2 separate regions of the Homo sapiens genome follow, and region 2 is linked to region 1. A link is an interaction called in ENCODE POLR2A ChIA-PET data of the cell type or tissue named here. Cell type or tissue: Panc1. All regions are shown on one strand. Links, peaks and the distances in the headings refer to the core of each region. The heading gives the core; the rest is flanking DNA. Region 1 holds the start of MIR6730 (microRNA 6730). Region 2 overlaps VPS13D (vacuolar protein sorting 13 homolog D).

Region 1 (2,914 bases), core at 293-2,792:
CCACACACGGTGTTCCCTGCCAGATTCCACTTTGTCCTCACTGCAGAACCTATGATGGAGACATTCGCGCACCCCATCTTGCAGATCAGCCACAGCAGTAATTAACGGGACCCAATGTCACAGAGTACATCACAGCTATGAGGGAGTCACCACCCCAGGTGGCATGAGCTCTAGACCAGTGGTCCCCGTTCCCCTTGACTTAACTGGTTTGGAGGAGGAGTGGTGGGACCTCCCTATTACTCATTTTAAATTGAGCTACGGCCAGGCGTGGTGGCTCACACCTGTCATCCCTGCACTTTGGGAGGCTGAGGTGGGTGGATCACCTGAGGTTGGGAGTTTGAGATCAGCCTGGCCGACATAGTGAAACCCCGTCTGTATTAAAAATACAAAAATTAGCTGGGTGCAAGCGCACGCCTGTAATCCCAGCTACTCGGGAGGCTGAGGCAGGAGAATCACTTGAACCCAGGAGGTGGAGGTTGCAGTGAGCCGAGATCGCGCCACTGCACTCCAGCCTGGGCAACGGAGCGAAACTCCATCTCAATAAATAACTAAATAAACAAACAAATAAATTGAGCTATAATTTGCATATAACAAAAGGTATACATCTTAAGCAGACAGTTTGATTAACTTTCACGTATTTAATGACTGCTAAGTTCAAGAAGAGAGAACATTTCTGAAGGTCTTGCTAGTTCCCTCGCCTCCCTCCCAGGTTACACCCCCAGCCCTCCAGGGGAAGCCACGGGTCTGATTTCCATCACCCTAACCCAGTTTTGCCTGTTTTGGAACTTCATACAGGTGGAACCAGGCAGAATGCACCCTATGTCTCAAGCTCCCTTCGCCCTGCACGACGCTGTGGAGGTGCATCTCCCTCATTTGACCTTTAGACACATCCCGCTGCATGCCTGTAGCTCTGGTAGTTTCCTATAAGCTCCCTGAACCAAGCAGCAGGACCCTCCCCATCGTGGCATCACTGCCTTGCAGACCGAGAACCAGGTAAGACAGCGTCAAACAGAGGGTAGAGGCTCCTTGGTGACTTTTTGTTTTGAGACAGGGTCTCACTCTCTCTCCCAGGCTGGAGTGCAGTCGCACAATCACAGCTCACTTGCAGCCTCAACTTCCTGGGCTCAAGCAATTGATCCTCCCACCTCAGCCTCCCAGATAGCTGGGAATACAGGTGTGCATCACCATGCCCAGCTAATTTTTTATTTTTTTTAGACACAGGGTTTCTCCATGCTGCCCAGGCTGGTCTCAAACTGGATTGCTGGGCTCAAGCGATCCACCTGCCTTGGCTTCCCAAAATGCTAGGATTATAGGTATGAGGCACCGTGCCTAGCCCGATTTTTATATCAGAGCTCTTTCTGCAGTTGGCTGACTGAATGGCTTGGGGAGGCAGGTGAGAAGGCTGGTCTCAAGGTGGGTCCCCTGCTCACTGACCTGACTCTCATGCCCTGGAACATCTCGGTGCTGGTGTGGAAGGGCAGCACTGTGGTGGCGCTGACTCCCGGACAGTCCAGCAGCCCCAGGGTCAGGCTCTCCATGAAGGCGAAGGCTGACGCTTTGGATGTGCAGTAGTCGATGGCACCGGGGATGGCAGACAGTGCCAGCACGGAGTTGAGGCACACGATGTGGCCATTCTGCAGCTCCAGCATACGCGGCAGGAAGGCCTTGGTGGTCTGAGGGCAGATGGGGTGTCAGGGTGGAGCAGCTGCAGCTCTGACAACCCCTCCACCTTTCTTTCGGGGAGAACAGCCCACCCCGGACACACATGATGCTCTAGGGCCCGAGCCTTCCTGCGAGGGAGAGGGCCGAGGGCTCCCTGCCCCAGGACACCGAGCATATTTCACAAAGTCTGATGTGTCCTAGAGCTGGTCATTCGTCTTGTCTGGCCACCTTGTTCGTGGACATCCCTGCTGGCCTGAGCCCAAGCCCTGGCAAATCATCCCCTCCCCTCCATCCTGCCTGGGCTCCCTGCACGCCCGGGGCTGGCTCTGGCCCCGGATAGCCCTTACCCAGAACTGGCCCAGGGTGTTGATGTGTTGGGACTTGAGGAGGGCATCATCATCACTGTCCATTAGGCTCTTCCCATGGACCACGGCGGCATTGTTCACCAGGATGGTGATGTCACCCACCTGCAGGCGAGAGGGAGCCACGGGGCCATGAGGGCAGCCAGCCCAGGGCCAACGATATATGTTTTTTGTTTGTTTGTTTTTGAGATGGAGTCTCACTCTGTTGTCCAGGCTGGAGTGCAGTGGCACCATCTCGGCTCACTGCCACCTCCGCCTCCTGGGTTCAAGCGATTCTCATGCCTCAGCCTCCCAAGTAGCTGGGATTACAGGCTCCTGCCACCATGCCTGGCTAATTTTTATATTTTTAGTAGAGATGGGGTTTCACCATGTTGGCCAGGCTAATCTTGTTCTGACCTCAAGTGACCCGCCTGCCTCGGTCTCCCAAAATGCTGGGATTACAGGTGTGAGCCACCGCACCCGGTCCAATATACTTTTTAAAAGGGATATGGCTTACTCCTAAGTGAACGAGTAATTTCTGAGTCCATTTATGATCAATCAATTGATGTGTTATTTACAAGTTTTTCTTAGATATTCCTTCCCGCAGGCCACTTTCTGCCAGCCTAGTTCCAGTTATCCTGCATACATAGAGGCCCAGCAGCCACCTGGCCGTACCACCAGCAGCCACAGGGCCTGGGGAAGAGAACTGCGTCTCTGAGCGCCAGTCTTGATTTGTGAGATGGGGCTAATGCCGCACCAGGACTGTTCTGAGGAGGAGAAATAATTTATGGCACACACCGTACCTGGCACACAGCATATTTATAATAAATGAGTTTACTGCGACATAAAAACAGTTAACATTACCACGTGCCAGACAGTCAGGGTGGGTTTCCCTCTCTTGGAGGTCACTG
Region 2 (2,914 bases), core at 295-2,794, 90 kb before region 1:
CTTCCCAGGGGAGAGGTGACAGTTAGGACACACGCCTCCCCCACTTCAGTCAAGGCAGCTTCATTGTCAGCGGTTGTACGTACTAAGATTGTGTTACAAACTTCATTTGCAGAAAGTGTTTTACCCCTGAAATTTTTTTTTGAAAGCGCCTGCTGTGAGTTTTATTAATGGCACTTTTCTAAAACTTCATTAATTTCAATTATGAGAATTTGATATCTGGTGTAATTCATTGAGCTGCTAGTTTGATTTGCTCTAGCTCGTTTTAAAAAGCTCTGTCAGGCAACAGGATATGGATGGGAGTGGGTCAGGTGAGTGAAAACGTTTTAAGCACTCCTTTCTTCAGAAAACACCTCTGTACCCACATGGGGTGTGCTCCTCAGGAGTCATTCAGACAGGTCCAGGAGAACTTGTCCCCCAGGGTGCTCCGTCCAGATACAATTTTAAATACTGCACTTTCGCATTTTGGTATTTTCAATGGACTTGACACCCAATAATTCTGAATAAAGGTAGGAAAGAGGGAGATGATTAACTTTTACAAGTACCTACTATGTGCCAGGCACTATGCTACACATTCTTCATATTTTATCTCAACATTATCAACCAAGTAGGTATTAAGTTCTCACCTATTGATGAGGAATCTGAGGCTAAGAACAATCTAGTAACTTCTTCAGTGTCACCCAGCTAATAAGTGACTGGGATTTCAGCCTGTGTTTGTCTTTTTCCAGTCTATGTTTGTTCCTTTATACTACTTTGTTCTTAAATTTCATCTCTTCTCTTAAAAGAGGTCAACTTTGGGAGAAGGTAGATAATATATAAACATTGAAAGAAAAAGATTATATAATCATTTGCCAGAAATAAATCTGAAAATATTGGGCTGGACACGGTGGCCCACACCTGCAATCCCAGCACTTTCAGAGGCTAAGGCAGGAAAATCATTTGAACCAAAAAAAAAAAAAAAAAAAAAAAGTAGTGAAAATGTATGGTTTATTAATGTAATCAGCTTGTTATTATTAGCATGCGTACTTAATAGCCACAAAATAAAGCTTACCAGAGATGGTGTATTTCGGTCCTTGTGAAATATCTTGGGATTGGCATTAGAGGTGACAGGTTAGCAAGGAATTTGATAATGGCTTGAGAGATTCCAATAAGCACTACACTCTCTGACTCAGAATGTTCTACTTAGAACACAAAGAAAGCTTACAATTGTAAAGCGCCTTGTTCTTCCATGATGTTGAAAGTTGCAAACCACTTTATAGGTTGTCTACTATTTTGTAAAAGCAAAGCAAACCCAGAATGCATGCAAAAATTATGGCCTTTAAAGAAATCCAAGCCTTTTAGGCTCCATTCTTACTATAACATGATCTATTTTCTTGGAATTCTTTATAAAGTAACTCTGCCCCTCCCCACCCAGCCATTAACAGGTAGTCTCGCCCCTGAGGCAGTTGACTAAGAAAAAAAATCTGGAGTATTTTTGTCTTAGAGTTTAAATCCCAATAGGTGTATCTGTTGGCATTAGTCCTACCAGCTGTCACAGTTGCAGTGTCATGGGGTCCCCAAAACATGTGTTAAATTATGGGAAGCCTTGACCCCTATAAACAAGTCAGGTGTGAATCCCACTGATGGGAGAAAACCCAGCCCAGGAAATGTCATCCCTGCTGCTGGATGTCAAATTGCTAAAAACTTAACAATATCAATATAATTTCTAATGATTTCTTGAATCAACATCTTTCTTACATTTTCAATGGCAATAGTACAACATGGGATTTTATGTGTGTTATGCATGTATGACTTGAGAACTCTAGGGAGAGGTAAGTAGAATGTTAACAAGAAAGCAAAGGGGAAAGGAAAATACTTCAGTTTGAAGCAGTGAGCCTCCCCAGTAGGAAAACTAAGTACAAGAGGTTGGATGTTACACCCTAGCCCATCTTAGATCCCAGACACCTCAACTAGGGTTCCTCGTGTGCACCCATGGCACTCTAAATAATACACTAATAAAAAGAATAGGTAGCATTTTATCGAGTGCCTATTATGTGCTAGACTCTGTTCTAAGCACTGTACATGTATTGACTTATCTACTCCTCACAACAACCCATCATTACCCCCACTTTATAGATGAGAAAACCATCGCTCCAAGAAGTCACATAATTTGCCTGTGGTTACAGTTCGTAAGTGGTGGAGCTGGGATTCAAACCCACTGGGCAGGCTGGCTCCAGAGCCGATCCTCTCAGCCATTATATTATGCTGCCTACTCTAGTGCTCCCTGTCTCTCCTACTGCTTCCCTGCTGTGTTCTTGTTGCCATTTCTGTTCATCTCCTCCACTGAATTGCTGTAAGCTCCCTGGATACTTAATTCATCCCAGTCTTCTTCAGGACCTAGTGCTGGCCTCTGCATATGATAGTTTGGGAAAGGTTGGTTGAATAGGGGACTGGAGGAGGCAGGCACAAACCATTTGCAGGGCTCTAAGTAGGCTCGTTTTTCTGGCTACCCTAGTTTGGATCCTTAGTCAGTAATTCCATTTAAGAACCAATCTCTACTAGCATAGGGTTTCTTTCTGCCCAACCTATTTTCCATGTGTCCAAAATCCAAATTGTCCCAACCTACGGATTGAATACTATCTTTGAGTGGGTTCTAGAAGGTGTATTTCTCTTTCTCTTGAAACCTTGGGGAAGAATTTCTCATGTAAACAGAGGCAAACTTTAGAAATTTTCATCCTCTAATAGAGTCTTCTCTGATTACAGTTTGCACTGAAAGGAGTAAAATCTGTTTATGGAGAAGAAATGCTTTTCCACTTCGTCTTTAGAAGTAGATGCATGTGGCCAAGAGGAGGGAGCTACACGTCAGAGGTAGTTGCAGCCTATGGCATGATGGGAGCTACAGGTCCGAGATAGATGCAGCCCACAGCATGGTGGGAGC

What was found. ChIA-PET counts read pairs that join two places held together with the same protein. Peaks named below come from ENCODE experiments on the same cell type or tissue, not always from the same donor. Only the 100,000 strongest peaks of a DNase experiment are listed, where the experiment ranks them.
Region 2: POLR2A ChIA-PET joins it to region 1 with 12 read pairs; 5 of 35 experiments call an interaction of 5 or more read pairs at or near these places.

The regions. Positions count from the first base shown.
Region 1 is chr1:12,577,284-12,580,197 of GRCh38, forward strand. It overlaps DHRS3 (dehydrogenase/reductase 3), which reads right to left. Exons shown (of 6, transcript NM_004753.7): 3 at 2,010-2,129; 4 at 1,435-1,673. It overlaps MIR6730 (microRNA 6730), which reads right to left and starts at 1,740; the gene lies at 1,674-1,740. In Panc1, for the core only: no CTCF peak of the experiment used is centred there; no DNase peak of the experiment used is centred there; H3K27ac peaks cover 88 bases.
Region 2 is chr1:12,487,727-12,490,640 of GRCh38, forward strand. All of the region lies in intron 67 of VPS13D (vacuolar protein sorting 13 homolog D), which reads left to right. Among named protein-coding and RNA genes, the nearest start is that of SNORA59A, 18 kb to the right of the region's middle. In Panc1, for the core only: no CTCF peak of the experiment used is centred there; no DNase peak of the experiment used is centred there; H3K27ac peaks cover 2,258 bases.